Regions from separate parts of the Mus musculus genome. Here all the other regions are linked to region 1. A link is a loop called in an ENCODE intact Hi-C map of the cell type or tissue named here. Cell type or tissue: heart. All regions are shown on one strand. Links, peaks and the distances in the headings refer to the core of each region. The heading gives the core; the rest is flanking DNA. Region 1 has its middle 28 kb from the start of Gm34848. Region 2 has its middle 8.3 kb from the start of Gm34754. Region 3 has its middle 78 kb from the start of Gm34848.

Region 1 (6,309 bases), core at 917-5,916:
TCCTGGAACTTTACTTTGTAGGCCTTGACTCAGAGATCTATCTGCCCCTGCCTCCTGAGTGCTGAGATTAAAGGCATGCACCACCACTGCCTGGCTTTAAAAACACTGTGACAGACATAAAAACTAGTTTTTTTTTAGCTGGGTAGTGGTGGCGCTTGCCTTTAATATCAGCACTTGGGAGGCAAAGGCAGGCTGATTTCTGAGTTCAAGGCCAGCCTGGTCCACAGAGTCAGTTCCAGGATAGCCAGGGCTACACAGAGAAACCCTGTCTCGAAAAACCAAAAAAATTTTAAAAATTTAAAAGTTTAAACAAACAAACAAACTAGTTTTTACTTTGATACAGCATAGCTATCTGCATGCCTGAGATTCACATCATGGCTGAAATGAGTTTGGAAACAGATGACATTTGATAGGTGAGTAAACAGAGCCGCAGAGAAAGTGACTTGTCATGAATGCTCTTCCTCAGGTCATCGAACCCTACCAAACACCAAAATGGACAAGTTGACAAAGCACCGAAGAGAAAGTCCTTCAGACACTGTATATGGCAGGAGACTAAGCAGGGCCCCAGTATTAGCTACCACCTGCTGCCTAGTGGCTAAAGATGTCATTTCTGCATCCACTCTGCCTTCATATGAAACTTGATTTTTCTTGTCAGCAAGCAGACTTTAGGAAAATCAACTTTTCTAAGCCTCAGTGTTACCATCTGCAAAATGGTAAAACAGTAGCTAATCCTTCCAGGGCTATAGCAGCTTCATAAGCTAGTAACGTAAGTGCTATTGTTTGTTCTACGTTAATATCATTGTGTTAATGTCGTTTATATGTAACACCTTTAAATGTCAATTCCCGCACCCCAAAGGCTCAAAAATTATTCTTCATTAAGCAAGCAAGTAGCTGGTGTCGTGAGCTGGAGGAGAATGAAATTACCCAAGTCACATGACAGGATTAAAAATACATGTTTATATAATATCAGTAGAGTTAAAAGGAAACTACAATGGGGGAGAAAATATCAATACATCATATATATATAATAAGGGATAAATATCCAAATACAGAAAGAATTCCTAAATTCAACAACAAAGATCAAACACCCTGATTCAAAAATAGGCACCAATCTTGAGCTGTTTCTCTGCAGATGCACAAATGATCAACAATAAATATGAAAACATCCATGTCACCAGCATTAGATGAACACAAAACGAAACACATAACAAAAATAAAAACAGAAAATAGTAAGTGTTGTCAAGGATGTTGAGAGCCTGGGATCCTCGTGTGCTTCAGGCAAGATGGAGAAAATCACAGATGCCATGGGACTACGACGTAATTACAATCCAGCAATTCTACTTTGGGGTACAGACCCTGAGAAAGTGAAAGGAGGGTTTCAAAGGTCTATTTGTACATTCACATTTGTGATAGCACCATTCACAATGCTAAAGCCTGAAAGTGAGCCAGGGCTCAGTGAGGGATGAGCGGGTGCACAAAATGTACACATACACAAACAGAACACTACTCAGCCTCCAGGGAGAAAATTCTGACACAGGTTAGATCATTGATCAACCCTGAGGATGTTGTCTGAAACAAGTCAGTAACAAGAAGAGAAACCCTGTTTGACTCAACTTGCCAAATCCTTAGAGCAGTCAAAATCACAGGAAGATGACTCAGGCAGTAAGGCTGTTTGAGATATGGGCCTGAGTTTGAATCCCCATCAACCCTCATAAATCCTGGTGTAGTCACAGAGATGAGTCGCAGGGACTGGAGAATCTTTGGGGTTTGCTGGCCAATCACTGTACTCAAACTGGCCAGCTCCAGGTCAGTGAGTGACCATGTCTCAAAAGAGATATGGTTGGTGGGGGTTCGTGAGATGGCTCAGGATAAAATGAAAGGCAAGCCTGGTGACCTGACTTTGATCCCCAGAGTCAACAAAGAAATAGCATCAGCTCCATAGAGTTGTCGTTCTACCTCCACATGTGAGCTGTGCAAGCATGCCTTCATGCATGCTGCTTACACACACACAGTAATAATGAATACAAACTTTGAAAAAGAAGTTAGTGATTAAGGAAGACACCTGATGTTGACCACACACACACACACACACACATACATATACACATGCAGAGACACATACACGCACACACATAGTGACACACACGCACATACACAAAAACAGATATACATATATATACACACACATATATACACATACATGCATACTCACAGAGACACAGACACACACACACACACACACATATATATATATATATATACACAGAGACACACACATACATATATGCAAATGCGCATGTAAACACACATGCAAGCACAGATACACACAAACATACACACATGTACACACTGTCCAGACAGAACACAGAATGCTAGCTTCTATCTACCAGGATTGCAATTATCAGTCATTCTGGTGAGCGGTGAGGCTGGAACAAATGAGGGGTTTTCCTTTAAAGGAAGTTTTGGCTCCTCTAAAATGTCTACACATACCCCAAACAAATCATCAAACGGCATGGGAGAGGAAGCTTCGGGACTCTTAACCATCCTTCAACCGAGAAACAAATTGTTTCCTGCAGCTCACTCCCAAACAACCTGAGCTGCGTTCCAGCATACTGAGGGAGAACCTGGAGTGCGCCGGTCCGGCTTCATCTGTCCAGTGATGAGCACCATTGAAACACCAGAGTTACCTTAGGGAATCCTACAAGAGTGGCTCCAAACCTAATGAGCTTCCAAACTGAGTTTAGCCATTCTCCAATCCAGAGAGGAGAAGATGACCAAGGGAGCCCACCTAGAGATATAACTACCAGAAGAGAGAGAGAGTAGGTGCATCTTTCTCTCCCCATCTTCCCATTAGTTGATGTGGGTCTCTTGTAAAAATCAAAATGTTAGCATCATAGAACAGAGGGTGACCAGCTCTCCACTGACTTTCCTCCAATCATAGCTGCTTGGGAGGTGATGGCAGTGATGCAATGCTACCTAGTGTGTGTGCACAGGCACATGTGCACACACACACACACACACACACACACACACCAGGCTGCTGTCCTAATTACCGCACACAACTTTTTAATTCAAGTCTAAAGAGAGACAGGAACCCGGCTCCATCATCCAGGGTTTTTGTTGTTGTTTGTTTGTTGCTTTTTAATAGCAGCTCACTGCCTATCACCTCGGGTAATGCCAAGACCTCCACATCCTCCCACACCTCAGATTCTGACTCCCAATGGAGGCTTGGGTGAGAGCTGAGAGCGCCCATCCCCTGCTCCGGAACAAGGAACTTACCTGTGCACGGAGAAAAAAACAGCACCACACCATGGGGCGCTCCGACCTCATCCACCCCAATTCCCTGGCTGCTAAGTGCAGCAGAGCCTGGTGGACAGGAGGCTCGGAGCTGTGTGAGCATGGTTTCCCTGAGGGAACTCCTCCCCGCCACTTAAGTTGCATGACAGGAAGTGACAGGGGCCATCTGTTACAAGTGTCAGAAGCTAAGCACTCCAGCCCAGGGCTCCCTCTGCCTGGTAGTTTCCTTGCCGGTTATAGCTGCTCTTTCGGAGCACTCTTGGCTTTGGCATTCAAAAACAGACCCATCTCCAGTCATTTAGAAGCAAGTTGTGCTTACTGGGTCCCTACCTCGAGACATGTGAGATGTCCCAGCAGCCCTTAGGCTGTTCTGCCTCCCATGTGGAACTCTATGTATTTAAACACTTGAGTGAAATAGAGAGATGAGGAAGTGTCACTAGGAGGGATACGGGAAGGCCAGCTTTGGGTACAAAGAAATCAAAGGTCTCCTTTGAACTTTAAGTCCTGCCTGAGACACAGAGCACATACAAAACTACAATTTAAGAGTAACCACACACCCATCCGCTGCTTTCTTTTTACTTGAGTGAATCTGGCATCTTCCCTCCAATGCCTTTTAAAAATAGCTACTGATGGAAACCTTCCTTTTGGTTTTTCTTCCTGCTCTTCTTATGGTTAACTCGGCGCTAGCATTTCTCATTTCATGAACTGGCGGTCTCAGTGGGATGCACACCCAGTTCCCTGCTTTTTACAAGATCTATACTCCCTTAGGTAATGTAGACAGTATCACTGCGACCTACAGTGTTCTGGAAGACCACAGTAAACCGTCTCCGTCACTCTCTATACAGGGCTATTGGTCTCAAGCCCAAGGAGACCTAGCTCCTGTGAAGTTTTCAAGTTTTTTTTTTTAAAGTCCCCAACAGGGCAGAATTTATTCATAAAGATCTTGTAAATATAATATTTAGCTTCAAAGATGTAAAACAAGCTTTACTGTCTCTCAAATGCACAGGTTTCAACAAGTGCTCATCTTTCTCACCCTAGCATAAGGTCAGAGGACCAGCATAGAGAGCAAGGTCAGAGGACCAGCATAGAGAGCTGGTTCATTTGGACAAGACACTCATCTAACTTCAGGGACTATGAGAAAGGCTAGCACCATCCATACTGCCAGGAAAATGTATATTCAACAGACAGACAGACAGACAGACAGACACACACATTAACTGAGCCTCCCAAAATAATTTTCACTTGGACAAAGTTTTCGAAGAGCTCTCAGAGACAGGAACCCAGGCATCTAGGAAGGGTGTGCAGGACAAAAAAGAAAAAGAAAAACCAGAAAAATCAGGCCATAGCAAGGAAGTGTGGGACCCCAAAGTGCTTAACTTGGCTGTGCCCAGAGGCAACTCTGACAGGTTCTTCTTACTTCAGAGGATGAGCGGTTGCACTTGTTTGAAGAAAGAAGGGAGTGATATCACTCTAAAGCACTCCTGTCTGAAAGACAAGAATGAGTCACCTCGGGGCCGGCACCCAGGTCACACCAAATGGTGGTGTCGCAGGGTCCTTGGGGTCCTTCTTCCCCAAGCCTAACACCTCACAAGAAGGATTTTTGCTCAAAATCCACTCAGAAAGAACCCCACATTTGCACAGGCCCCTCAACAACCTTTGCATGTGGCAGCCCAGCCAAAGAATGAATGTTAACCCTCTGAGAACCCCTGGGACATTCTTTAAGCCTGGGACAAAGCCACTTCCAAAAGCTCCAATCACCAAGACCAGCCTTACCCTGGTGGACATCCCAGGGAAATGTGAGCTGACAGAGCACACTCTGGTTTGGCTCATTTCTGTGGAGGGATGAACCACTCACAGCAACTAACCTAGGCTGACTCAATCAATTTTCCAGCTACTGAGAGTGGAGAAGAGGAAGGGGACCAAAAGCAGCGGCTACAGCATTTCTAGGAACAGGTGAACCTGACTACGCCCTAAAGCAGGTAGCGGTCGAAAAGGAAGGAAGTAGGGAGAGAAGGAAGCCTAAAGATGCCCTGGCAGGGACAGGGGCACAGAAAGGCCAGTGCACAGCCATTTCCTCTGCAGCTGTTACCGCTCTGACAGGAGTAAGAACTCCAGGAACAAAAGGGTCTGTGAAGACAGAGAGGAAAATGGCGAGGAGAAGCCACTGCCCTGTGACATTCATTTTGAGCTGCAGCACATGAGTTCATAAAGAAACTAGAGTTTTTGCTCTGGGGGCTACAGGGATTCTGGTATGTTTTTCAATTTTTACAAGTAGTATATCATTGCAACACAGCCAAGCAGAAGGTAAAAAAGCAAAATTCATCTTTCCAAGGGCTCTGCCACAACCCCCTTTGGCAGAGGTAGTGGGGTTAAAGTCAGAGGGAGACTTGGACTCAACACTAGTGCCTTTGGGATAGGGGAGGGGAGAATACCGAAGACAAAGGCCAGTGGGCTCCGCCTGCTGAAGAGGTTTCTCCACTCAGTTTCTGCTCTGGGGAACCCAAGAGGCTGCCAGCTCAAGCTGATCAGATATTCTAGGTTACTTTTTTAAAGCCTAAAATTCCAGATCTTTTATTCAAGAGAGAGAAAGAGAGATCCCAAGGGCCATCTGTATGGAACGTTCAAAGGGCAACACTTCTGGAATTTTCCTGGTACTGAGACACCCCTGAGCTTCTGGGTGTATCAAGGTCTTTGCCTCCGCCCCTTTCTTTTCTAAAAACAGGACAACGACATTGGTGAACTGCAAGAGCACAGGCCTTTTCCTTGACAACCAGGGAGGGCATCTTCCCACGCCATGATGCATCTTCAGCGTCTTGCTGGAGAGCACTTCTGTACCACTCCATCAGCCCACAACATTGGGCGCTATGCAAACATGAAAGACGAGCTTGGAATGTTCCTTTACCGTTGTCCATTCTCACCACCGCCAGTGCTGGACACTTGGCTCATGGTAACAGTGTCCTTGTGGAGGATGTTAATGCATTCTGAACCATGATTACTGCGACATTACACTGT
Region 2 (6,309 bases), core at 834-5,833, 53 kb before region 1:
TTACACTGTCATAGAAGACAAATGGATCACACTGCCCTCTGCTTCTCCAGCTGAATCAGGAGAGTGCACACGCTTGGATTTTTCAGCAACAAAAAGCAGAACTCTGATCACACCAGAGCCGATTCCTGAGGTGAGCCCTGTGTCAAACATCACCACAGAAGACACCACTACAGATGAACAGAGCTGTAGCTTGCATTTCTTTGTTTTGCTCTCTTCCCCCACCCCGCCCCCCTTTCTATTGTTGTTGTTCACCATGAGAAAGAACATACATTTTAATATAAAATGTTACTTCATTATCAGATGAACTTCCTGGGAGCTCTTCCTGACTTCCTAGTTCATTTACCAGCCGTCAGGGCTAAGCCTTCCTTCAGCCTTCTTGAACAGCTACCACAGAACATGTCCCTTTTCATGGCCCCTCATGGCCTGGAACATCAAAGGGCAGTTCCTTACAAGAGTAGGTTTGTTGATTGACTCAGTGGTATCAGTGAAGACATCAAGAGGAATCACACAGTACTGAAGTTAACTCATGACAAAGACTATCTTGGGCATCATCAGCTGCTTCCCAGTACCTGGAAAGATGCTTTCTGTGTGGTGGCTGCCCCACACCTCCACTGTGGAGCTGAATAAAAACACCATTGCTTTCTCTCCATGGCTCTGAGGCTCTCTGTTAACCCCAGTGGTCTCAGGTCTGACACTTGCACTACCGAAGAGAGAACCCCCGCCTTTCCAGGAACCATAATCCATCCAATATGTAATAATATTTAACAGCTACCAGGACAACACATAATCTAGGCAACAACCCTGGGATCCCCCACGTGGGTCCCTAACCATTCCTTTTTGGTTACAAACCTGGGAGCTTTGTCTGTGTTTCTCATTTAATTTTTATTTTATTTTTTTTTTTAAACTCAACTCCAGGGGGCTGGTGAGATGGTTCAGTGGGTAAGAGCACCGACTGCTCTTTCAAAGGTACTGAGTTCAAATCCCAGCAACCACATGGTGGCTCACAACCACCCATAATGAGATCTGATACCCTCTTCTGGTGCATTTGAAGACAGCTACAGTGAACTTATAATAATAAATAAATCTTTGGGCCGGAGCAAGTGGGGTTGGCCAGAGCAAGCAGAGGTCCTAAGTTCAATTCCCAACAATCACATGAAGGCTCACAACCATCTGTACAACTACAGTGTGTACTCATATACATAAAATAAATAAATCTAGCCGGGCGTGGTGGCACACGCCTTTAATCCCAGCACTCGGGAGGCAGAGGCAGGCAGATTTCTGAGTTCGAGGCCAGCCTGGTCTACAGAGTGAGTTCCAGGACAGCCAGGGCTATACAGAGAAACCCTGTCTCGAAAAAACCAAAAAAAAAAAAAAAAAAAAACAAAACAAAAAACAAAAACCCAAAACAAAATAAATAAATCTTTAAAAAAAAAAAACACCTCAACTCCATACCTCTAATGAACAGCACAATATAGAAACAATTGGAAGGAAGTCAATAAAACAGGGTGGAGGAAACGGATCGAATTAAAACACCAGATATGGTCTGTGTAGATGCTGGAAGTGGGGCTGAAAGGGTTAATCATTCGAGCAGATGAAAATGATGGGAGAAGCTGCGTTGTTTATTCAGGGTGCAGCCCCGATGGACGTGTGTGTGTGTGTGTGTGTGTGTGTGTGTGTGTGTGTGTGTCTGTCTGTCTGTCTGTCTGTCTGTCTGTCTGTATCTGTCTGTATCTGTCTGTATCTGTCTGTATCTGTCTGTATCTGTGTATCAGTGCACTTAGAACACAGGTGCGAGTGCACACGCTACGGCTGCTTTTGAACTGATTCCTATATGACAGGGAGTTATCTGCTGGAGGCGTGCAGTAAGGCTTGCTCCTGTACAAACTTCTCAGTCTCTTCCCCATGCAATCTCCAGTCTTGGCTTGAACCGTCATAGTGTTTCAGGGCCTTGTACCTTGCCCCTTCTCTTCCCTGTCAAAGCTCTAAAAGCCAAGAATCACTCACAATGGCAGGTGGCTCCCTGAGGTTCCCTCCCTCCAAAGCCTTCATTTCAACAAGGAGAATACCGGATAAGTATCACAAAATTGATTTATGCATTACTTACATGGGCACCACCTCACTAATGCCTAATACCCAGCAGGTAATAGGTACTCAGAAGTTACTGAATGGACAGGTAAACAAACTTGTGGCTCAGACCCACTGAACGTCATACAGTAAACCAGAAATGGAGCAGCAGGTGGGGAGCAGGCTATAACCCGGGCTTTCTGGTGGTACACCCAAGTCCCCTGCACACTCATGAAGACTCCTTTCCAAGGTGCTAAGGATCAGAATCTCAGACTCAGTACTGCCAGGGCCTTGTGTCTGCTTGGTACACACTCTACCATAGAGCTAACTGTCTCCAGAAGTTCAATGCCACAGACAGAAAATTCACCTGTGGCGGTCAGAGGACAACTTGTGGGGTCATGCTAGGCAGGGGTGGCATGTTCTCTAACCTACTGAAGCTCCCCACTGGCCTGAATCAGGAGAATCTGACTCGGGAGAAGAGTAATTTCCTCGCTTCCCAGAATTTACTCCATGAAGACAGTTTCTTTTGCCCCAGAAGCAGCCAGATCCTACCAGAACTGCGGCTTGATTCGAACTCTCAAATGTGCAAACCGCTACCTGAGTCCAGCCTCATTTTATACCGTCAGCTTATTTTTGCAACACACAGTGACCTCCTGTGCTCTCCAGGAAAAAGGCAGCATCCTGAGGCTGGAAAGGAGCCTTGCCTTCCTGACCTGGTCCCCGAGAGACTTACTTGTCTTTTTTTTTTTTTTTTTTAAAGATTTTATTTATTATTATAAATAAGCACACTGAAGCTGTCTTCAGACACACCAGAAGAGGGCATCAGATCTCATTACAGATGGTTGTGAGCCACCATGTGGTTGCTGGGATTTGAACTCAGGACCTTTGGAACATCAGACAGTGCTCTTAACTGCTAAGCCATCTCTCCAGCCCCGACTTACTTGTCTTTTACTTAGTCCTTGAAAGCAAGAAACTCTCAATGTTTAAGAAGCTGCGAAGTCCCTGGGGTCCGTTTGTCCCCCACTTATAATCACAGGGCTGCACACTGCGAGGGAGGGATGGCACAGAACCTGCCTTGGAGGACCTTGAGAGGTACCAGAGAGCCCCACACAGTGACACACACCACCATAGGACCCACAGGCATGCGCAAAGGGCAACCCAGACTCCTGCTGGTGGGAGGACCCCTCTGGTAAAAACCTGCAAGTGACGGCCTTCTTTGGAAGAAGCTTCCAAGAAAAACGTGTCTGTATCGCATTTGAGTACCTGGGGGTTATTTGTGGAATGAACGATAGGGCATCTAGAACTTCCTTTAAGACAGAGAAAACAATCAAGTGTGTGGCTATGGAACTGAGTGGAGAAAAACAGTCAGCTATGACACAGTTCATCAGGGCAGGTGGCCCGCATGTGCGACTCTATTATACTACTCTCTGCTGTGTAGGCCCAACGATTCCTAGAATAAACAAAAGGGAAATGTTTGGAGGATCCATTTTAAGTTGTGCTAACGCGAGCTCTGGTCTTGGGCAATTCATTTCATTCCTTGGGCCCTCAGTTTCCCCAGCTGTGCGGTGACTTGAATGTCTTCTGAAGATAGCTTTTTAAAGACTAAATGGTAAGATAAGATATACACAAAGGGCCCGGAACTATAATAACAGTAATAACACCTCTCTCTGCCATGAAAACACGGCAGAGCTTGACCATAGGTAGCGTATGATTTTTTTCCTCTAAGGCAAGCCATTCAGGGCAGCCCTGGAATGGGCGACCTAGGAGCCCAGAACTGAGCAATTACCATCCAGCCCTCCCAGCACCCTTGAGGTACCTATGGCTTTTCTGAAAGCTGAACTCAATACTAATTATTATCAGCAGGCCTCCAGTTCTTTCTTTAGTAAAACCACTCGGAGGGTTTTATTTTTATCTTAATTACACTGAATCAAGCGTCCTTCGCCTCCGGCTGATATGAAAGCCAACCTTTTATGAAGCAACTTTATTCTTCATGTTCCTGTAGATAAAAATAACACCTCAGTGCCCTGAACCTACAGAATCAGATTGGGGAGAAGGAAGAAGGCAGGAACTTACATAATTCTTCATTAGTCTATATGAACTGGTGACAATATTGGCTTATTTAAACTAAAATTATTGCATGTTCCATGAAGTTTTCTATAGCAAATTTGTACCTAATCTGACTCAGTGATCATCTGTGGATTGTAGAGTCAACAATTGGATCAACTGTCCACACGTCTGATGGTCTTGCCCTTTTCATCTGTAAAATGGGGACAGTGAGTGCTTCTCCACAGTAAAAGCTCAATATGGGTGTCAGAGAAATGGTTCAGTTGGCAAAGCATCCGCTAAGCAAGCCACGAGAACCTGGGTTCAGATTCCCCTCACCCATGTAAAATCTGGATAGGCAGTGGGTACTTATAATGCTCCCACTGTGGGGATGGAGTAGGAATAGAGACAAGAGGGTCTCTGGAGCTTGGTGGCCAGCCAGCCCATACAATTGGTGACCTCCAGGTTTAATGAGAGAACCTGTCTCAAACAATTAGGCAAAGGAGAACAACTGAAGATAACATTCAACATTCACCTCTGGCCTGGGCATGTGGACACACACATGCAAAACTGAACACATACATATAGCACACACACACACACACACACACACACACACACGTGCACGGCGGGGGGCAGGGGTATTGTTTTTGTACCTTAGTCTCAGCTCTTAGTCTAGAATCTAGAATCACACATGCCTCCCACAATGCCCTTGCAAGCACCTCAGAGATGACGCCATGTCAATTCTAGTGGCCCAAAATAGACGGTCCTTCTTCACCTCTGGGTGAAACAACAAGAAATTTAATTATCAGACAAAGAAAACACTCTTTCTATTTTTAGATTGAAACCCTCCAGCAGCGCAGAGCTGGAAGAATGTCTCTGAAAACATTTTTTTCTTTTAAATCTAGGTTAACTGTTTCTAGAATTTGGAAGACAATGTATTCTAAAAATACTACCTCTGCATTCATCTTCCTTGACGCTCCCTGAAAAGTGGCCTTTCACTCTGCTGGGTCACGGAAGGGTCTTTAGACAAGCCTGTCTCAGGGTTGTTCATCTTAGCTATTCTGGCTCAATGTCCAAGTGAACACACTTTGTCCATTTCCTGGGTTTGAATCCACCTTCCTTCCCCATCCCTAAGGCACTGCCATACAATCAGAAATGCCTTTAACCCTTCTCTGTCTTTTGTTTTGTCTTGTGGATGTAGGATCTCACTCTGTAGCCCAGGATGCCCTCAAATGTCCAATCCTCCTGCCTCAGTCTGAATGCTAGACTACAGGCATATGCCCCCATGCTTGATTCTGGCTTCTAATTGATGGTTTCCCAAGCCATCAACCACCACACACAGAGAAAAGGAACTCTAACTCCTGGAATTTGGAACAATATTGGTAATCCCTATTTAGTGAAAGGGTTGCTCACCAATTAAGAAAAGATAAAGTTTTTTTTATTTGGAACTTAAGGCAAGTTTCAATTTAAAATCAGGGAAACTGAGGCACAAAGAGGCCAAGGAACTTGTTTACGATGCTGCTGCTTTTGAGAACTTGGGTGGGGTGAAACTCATTTTGTATCATCTCTTCTCTTCTCTACACCTTCTGGTGGGGATGTTCCCTCCGATTCCACCTAAGGACCACGTGCCAGCCAAGGTGCTTATGGGTCCTCCAGGTCCCTGCCTTCTCTCTGCCTGCAGGTGCTCCATCTCCTCCTACTACTCTCAGCTCTGCTTAGTCCTCTCACCACAGTCCTACCCCAGGATCTCAGATTCTGCCCTGACAGTCACTCTGCTCTGTCTTTCTGTCCTCTCCTGAACAGTCTCTAGCCCCTCCTACTAGGGTTCCCTTGTGTTAGTTAGCCCAGTGGTTTTCAACCTAGGGGTCAAATATAAGATATCCTGTATATCAGATATGTATACTACAATTCATAGCAGTAGCAAAATTACAGTTATGTGGTATAGACAAAATAATTTTATGGTTAGGGATCACCAGAACATGAGGAACTGCATTAAAGGGTCACAGCATTAGGAAAGTTGAGAACCACTAACGTTTAGTCCTCTCTTCTCTTTCCTTTTATTCCCCCCAAGATAGGGTTTCTCTGTGTGGCCCTGGCTGTCCTGGAACTCACTCTGTAGACCAGGCTGGCCTTGAACTCAGAGAGCCTCCTGCCTCTGCCTCCTAAGTGCTGGGATTAAAGGCGTGCGCCACCACCACC
Region 3 (6,309 bases), core at 923-5,922, 51 kb after region 1:
ACAATGAAGCCTGAAAAGTTGTTCTGAGTGAGCACACGGTTTTAAAGGAGCATGGACATACACTGTCACTTATTTATATTTATTCTGCTTTATCTTTTTTAAGATTTACTTAACGTGTATGGGTATTTGGCCTGCATGTGTCTATGTGCATCACATGCATGCGATGCTCATGGAGGCCAGATCTATTTGTTTGTTTGTTTGTTTGTTTGTTTTTGAGACAGGGTCCTCAAGCTTATTATACTGCAGCTAACCTTGATCTTCTGGTCATTTCCCCAGTTCCTCAGGCAAGCACTACCACACCCAGCTTATACATAAGTTTGAGGAAGCTTGGTACTGGTGTAGCTGTGGGGCAGCCTGGACAGCACAGGCCATCTGCAACTGGCTGGCGGGTGCTATCCTTGCATCTGCTGCCCTTTGCTGGGTCCCTGTCACCTTGGCTAAGCATGTGAGTGGGTTGCAGAACTCAGAGCCAGCTACTTGGTGAAGACAGAAGAGAAAGCTGGGTTCCAAGAGGAACACAAAGCATGGGACCCAGGTGACCATCCGCTCTAAGGGCAGTCTGGGGACTCCAACACTGTACTCACAGTCACCTCACACACATTTATTTGCCTGGCATCTCTCAATGGCTGCCTGGTGTGAGCAAGCCATGCACACTCAGGTGTTAATGGAGACTTTGGGCTGGAGAGGGCACCAGCAGGCAGCTGAGCTAGCTAGGCTCCCTGGGAAGTTTTATGTTCAGGGAACAGGATAGAGACAAGCCTCTGAAAGTCACTGTTTCCTCAAGGCTGCTCAAGGCAACTATCAAGTACCTCAAAGTTACAGCCTCAGAGGCCCAGGCACTGCTGGAGTCGACTTATTAACAGACAGAAGCGTAGCAGTTGAGTGTAAGGGGGTTGGGGGGTGGAGCAGAAACTGCTCAGAAGAAAGACAGATAGACGGGGACCTGCACCTCCGCACGCATGTGCGTTTGTGTCTCCAGCATCTTACAGGCTCTAGAAACAGGTCAGGACATGCAGGTGAAGACTAGGCAAAGCCAGTCAGGCTCTGTCTGCATTGCCTTCATCCTCAGAGACCTCCCAGGACCCTAAAGCTAGTCACTTTCAATCATTTTAAAAAGCCTGTATCCTCCAGTCCCAAGCTCCTGGCTGAGAGGGCTGCAGCTCCCCACACAGGGACCCCTCTCTTCCCTGCTACCTCTCCCTCAATCCACCCCAGAGCCCCACTCAGGCCAGTACCCAAGGAGCTGCCTCAACACTTCCCCAGCCTCAGTTTCTGTCAACTTTTCAGTCGACCTGTGTAGATCTTGTCTGCTGGACCTAGGATCTGAAGACCTGAAAGAATGGGGCAGACTGCAGTCTAGTTCTGCAGACAGTCCGATTTCCATTTCAATGTACATTCATAGACAACTGTCACTATGAAAGCAATGATCTAAGGAAGGTTGTTTGAGTTCAGAAAAACACGTAAATAAATGCCAGTAAGCACATACTAAATATTAACAGAGTAGCCCTTTCCCAGAACTTTCTCAGGAGAGTCCAATTTAAACACAATTGCCTGGCACACATAATAGATTATATCTGGGAGGGCACAAACGCCAAGCAGAAGGCTGTATCCAGATTCGGGGTACATGGACCAGTTTGGGTTCTGTGGCTACGCTCTGACATCCAACAAGAATAAACATGTCTTATAAACTGAATGTCAATGTTTGTCACAGGAGGCATAGAGTCACATCCAAGAACCATCCAGGGAACAAAATGCACTTGAGGTAAAAGGCCCTCTGTCCTTTTTTCTGGAGCCTCTGTCACAGTTCCCCAAGGCATAGCTCCCCATGGGTCATTCTTTTGACAGTGTCTAACAAGTTACCAACTCTGTAAAACTGGAGATAAGCCCAAACTGCTGGAAGCTGACATCAACATTTCTTTTTTTCCTTGCTGTGAGCCTGGATTGAATTTCATTTCATTAATTAACCTATTTTCCCCCCACTGGAGTTTGTTTCATTTGTTTTGGGACAGGGTCTTACTCTGTAGCTCGGGGTTGGCTGAAAACTCATGGTAATTTTGTATAGCTTTCCCGAGTGCTAGCGTTGTAGATGTGAAACAGTACATCTGGCTTAACTTCCTTTATTTCTATTTATCTAGTTAGTTGTTTTGGCTTTGTGATTTGTTTTGTTTCTTAAGAGGCAGGGTCTCATGTAGCCGGGGCTGACCTCAAACTCACTACGCAGCCAAGGACCGTCTTAAATTTTTGGTCCTCCTGCTAAGGTTGCAGGTGTGCACAGACACCCCCACTTTTTATGCAAGGCCAGAGCTAGAGGCAGGGCTGTGGGCATGCAAGCAAGCACCCACCAACTGAGCTGCAGCTGAGGGCCATGAAAGAAAATGAAAGGGAAATGCAACAGTTACAGAAATCATAACCTGAAAAATGCCAAGTAAAGACAGACATGAAATCCTCGGAGAAAGCAGGTGATGTTTAAGAGACTCTAAGTACCTACTGATGCTGTTTTTCTAAATGACCCTGTTGTCAAACTCCCTTCTAAACATCTGTGTTCAGATCCATAGTCTGGTGCTGTGTCCACCCAGCCTTGGTCAGGGAAGGTTCTTGTTGCAGTGGGCGGTGGTTTCTGCAGAGATGCATTTCTGCTGAAAGTGTGAAAAACGGCTGTGAGCGGTCAACCGTAGATGAGAGCACCTCTATCAGAGCCTGTCCTGGAAGCTTAAGGGGCTGAAGAGGGAGCAGAAAGGACATAAGAGTCAAAGGACAGGGAGGAGAGCCATGAACTGCTGTCCCCTGGTCATGGTGTAGCTTCTGCTCACACAACTCTGCAGCAGCTATGGTACCCTGCACAAGATAAAGTCCATCCAAAATTCCATCATGGAGGACAGGGTCATGTATAGGGGGTTCTCCCAGGGCTCTGCCCCAGCTGAGGCACATTGGCAGTTCATGATTGCTAGAGGAGGGAGAGCCACTTTTCTTTAGAAGCCTGGCCACTGATAGATTTCCCACACCCCAGTACTCATGTGCTTATAGGTAGTGTTAATCAGACTCAGTGGGTTAAATAAATAAACAAACAAATAAATAAATTTAAAAGGAGGGCATGAATTGGGAGGGAGATGAGATGCAGGTCCCCATGGGAGTTTTTGGAGGATGGATTTGATTAGGATGTACCCCAGGTAATTGATGTTGTGACTCTAGGCAACTTCTGTGAGTACTACTACTACTACTACTACTACTACTACAACACACACACACACACACACACACACACACTCCTGTCTGATTCTTGTGCTCTAAGAAGGAATGTTGGAGAATTCACTCCCTTCAAGACTTGGCTGGGCAGACCTGGGTGTTATGATACTAACACAGTCACTGTAGCTTTAATGGGGTGAGGCCCCTCCTGGAGAACACAAAGTTCCACTGGAAATAGCTAGAAGTGAATCTTTTCTAGGGCTAAGGGTTGGAGAGAACAGGGCTCCTACCTCTACAAGGACAAAGCTAAGAAGTCGCACAGAGTGTGGGTGCACAGTCCCCTCTGGTGGCCGTCATCAGAAATGCAGGGAGGAGCCTCGCCCCTCTATAAGGGCTCAGCAGCCAGTCTAAACAGTATATCCAGACTAAGCCCTTTCAAAAACTGGAATTGAGATCTGGCAAGACAAGTGAGTAAAGACACCTGACCCTGACAACCTGAGTCAGATCCCTAAGACACATAAGGTACAAAGAAAGACGTGACTCTCAAAAGCTGTCCTCTGATACAGACACACACACACACACACACACACACACACACACACAAAACGTGTTCTAAATGTTTAAGTAAACAAAATAAAACAGGAACTGAAAATTAAAAGATTTCATTTCTCAACAGAACTGATAGGAAAAGGTTATATTTGGACTTTCCTTACTTAGGGAGTTTTCTTGCTGCTGCTGCTCTTGTTTTCTGGAGCACTTGAATGTCGTCTACAGATGCCCCCGTGAGTGCTGAAGCACCAGATGTATCGAAGGATGCAGCAAGCTGCCTGAGTTCTCTAAGTGTCCAAAGGCCCAGAGTGTCCCAACACCATCTTAAGAGACTGTCCTCATGGCTACTAAACTCTAAACTTTACAAACCATACCCTAAATACAATCTGCTATTTCCTTCCAGAAAACCCCAGCAGGTCTGGGCCAGGAACAGTGGCTAATGGCAGAGAGGACAAGACAATGTAGGGTCAGACTCAGTAGATCCTGGCTGGCCTGTTCTGGAGTCTTCCAGTATTTGAGTGAACTTGGGCACAGTCTTCAGGCAGCTAAAGAACCAGAGCTGAAGACTGCTGCTGCGTATAAACGGTGTCTTGGGTTATTGTTGGAGAGTCACAGTACAGGGTACAAAGACTGCCCACTGCTGATGTGCACTTCAAATCTCCAAATACAACAGAGCCACGGACTTTGGTGTTTTTATAGATAAGGAAATCAGGGCTGAGAGAGGGCCTGTCCCTTACTAAGGGTCCCTCAGCTCAGTGAATCCCAAGTACATCTTGCTGACTCCACAGCTCTGCTCTGGGATGCTCAGGGCAGAGGGCGGAGGCTGTAAAGAGGGCTATCAAGGGCAAGATGGCCCTGGAGCCCAGCTCACATGACAGAGCAACATGTAGGCAGTGCCAGAAACAACAGTTCCTTTCCTTCCCTGCTCTCTGCCCTAATCACGGAGCTCCCCCTCGCTCTTAAGCCCCACTTCCTGCTTGATAACCCCATTCTGATTGCTGGATTTCCACACGGTGATAGCTGCCCTTCTGCACACAGCCAGTCCTGACCCCAAATCCGCAGATGTGATGGCTGGGTCTGCACTTCCTCATAGAAAGTTTTTCCTGGAATTACACCCTAGCCATTAATACTTAGGGGCTCAGCCTTTTCTCCATTCCCACAGGAAACAGTCACCAGCCCCCAGGTTGTGCCAGGCACTGTACTGGGCACTCAGGATATAAAGCCTCTTAGAAAACTACCCAAAGCTAGAAACTAAAACAGAACTTTAGTCATCTATAGCATGAACCAGCTTACAGGGAAGGGAACCGCAGTTAGCATGTCAACTTCTAGAATCACCTGGGAAGAAGGTCTCAGTGAGAGACTTAGATGAGGCTAGCCTCCCTGTGGGAGATTATCTTGATCGTCTTAAATGAGATGGGAAGACCTGCCCACTGTGGGTGGCACTATTCCCTAGGTGGGGAATTCAAGCTGAGCATAGGCATGTATGCAGTAATTCACTGCCCTCTGTTTGACTGCGGATGGAACATGACCAGTGTGCTCCAAGTATCTACCACCTTAACATCCCTACAATAATGGCCAGAACTTAGAACTGGGAGCCAAATAAACCCTCCCTCCCTCCCTTCCTTTAAGGTGTGGTTGTCAGTGTTATATCATAGCAACAGGAAACAACACTAAGATTAACTTTACTTGATTCATTGTTTGCTTTTGGTTTGTTCCCAGACTCTGCACAGTTAGGCTATCAACTTACAAAGCATAGACACACAGCAAAATAATTTTTCAGGCCTAGCCTCAAAGGTCAGTTTTACTGTCCTAAATGAACTAGCATGGTTTATATCCAAGTTTGTATTTAATATAGTCTTCCCTTTTCTGTAGTATCTTCTGGTATTATATATGTATGTATATTTTTATATATGATACAAACATACATAAATTTGTGTATGTGTGTGTGTGTGTGTATATATATGTCTGTGCGTGTCTGTGTATCTGTGTTCATTCCTTGGTCATCCTTAAAATAAGATTCTCATCCTCACCCTGTTACTTTTTGCTGAGTTAAACAAATTTTTTACCTGGGTTAAATGTATATATTTGGTCAACAGACCAAATAAAATGAATCTTCACATGACACGATTGAAATGTAAAGTACTTCAGGCATGGAGAGAGGCACCCCAGCCTGATACGGCATGTGCAAACATCCTGTGGCAGCGAGTGGGACATGCTGGAGAGAAGGTTGGGTCATGTGAACTTGAACACCTATAACCAGGGTCTTTACAGCAGCTTCTGTGCCAATACCACACCATGATTATAGAGTCAAGTACCCCCATCTGCCCCAGCCACATTCAGCAGCCGTGTCCTACCAAACAGATTCGGCCTCACGGGGTAGGGTAAAGACTGTGGCACTCAGATAATGAGGCTGTAATTCCATGCCAACCAATGACAAGGAAAGGCGTGGTAAGCAGGCAATATAACCAGGATTCTGTCAGGAAAAGAGGAACTCACCGGTTCTGGTATGTGCGTGGTTCTATGATGGACCCTGACCCGAAGAGAGTTAACCAAAAGAGTTACTTACAGTAAACATCC

What was found. Hi-C counts contacts between places; a loop is a spot of excess contacts. Peaks named below come from ENCODE experiments on the same cell type or tissue, not always from the same donor. Only the 100,000 strongest peaks of a DNase experiment are listed, where the experiment ranks them.
Region 2: a loop joins it to region 1, with 2.0 times the contacts of the local background. A loop is called at or near these places in 2 of 42 quality-filtered maps.
Region 3: it touches region 1 in a loop (2.3-fold over the local background); 13 of 42 quality-filtered maps call a loop at or near these places.

The regions. Positions count from the first base shown.
Region 1 is chr14:27,235,124-27,241,432 of GRCm38, reverse strand. It overlaps a transcript of Arhgef3 not described here. Among named protein-coding and RNA genes, the nearest start is that of Gm34848, 28 kb to the left of the region's middle. In heart, for the core only: a CTCF peak has its summit at 3,462; a DNase peak (open chromatin) is centred at 3,442; H3K4me3 peaks cover 1,103 bases; H3K27ac peaks cover 2,525 bases.
Region 2 is chr14:27,287,943-27,294,251 of GRCm38, reverse strand. It overlaps a transcript of Arhgef3 not described here. Among named protein-coding and RNA genes, the nearest start is that of Gm34754, 8.3 kb to the right of the region's middle. In heart, for the core only: a CTCF peak has its summit at 2,756; no DNase peak of the experiment used is centred there; H3K27ac peaks cover 421 bases.
Region 3 is chr14:27,184,436-27,190,744 of GRCm38, reverse strand. It overlaps a transcript of Arhgef3 not described here. Among named protein-coding and RNA genes, the nearest start is that of Gm34848, 78 kb to the left of the region's middle. In heart, for the core only: a CTCF peak has its summit at 3,536 (motif pointing left); DNase peaks (open chromatin) are centred at 3,524, 3,954 and 4,674.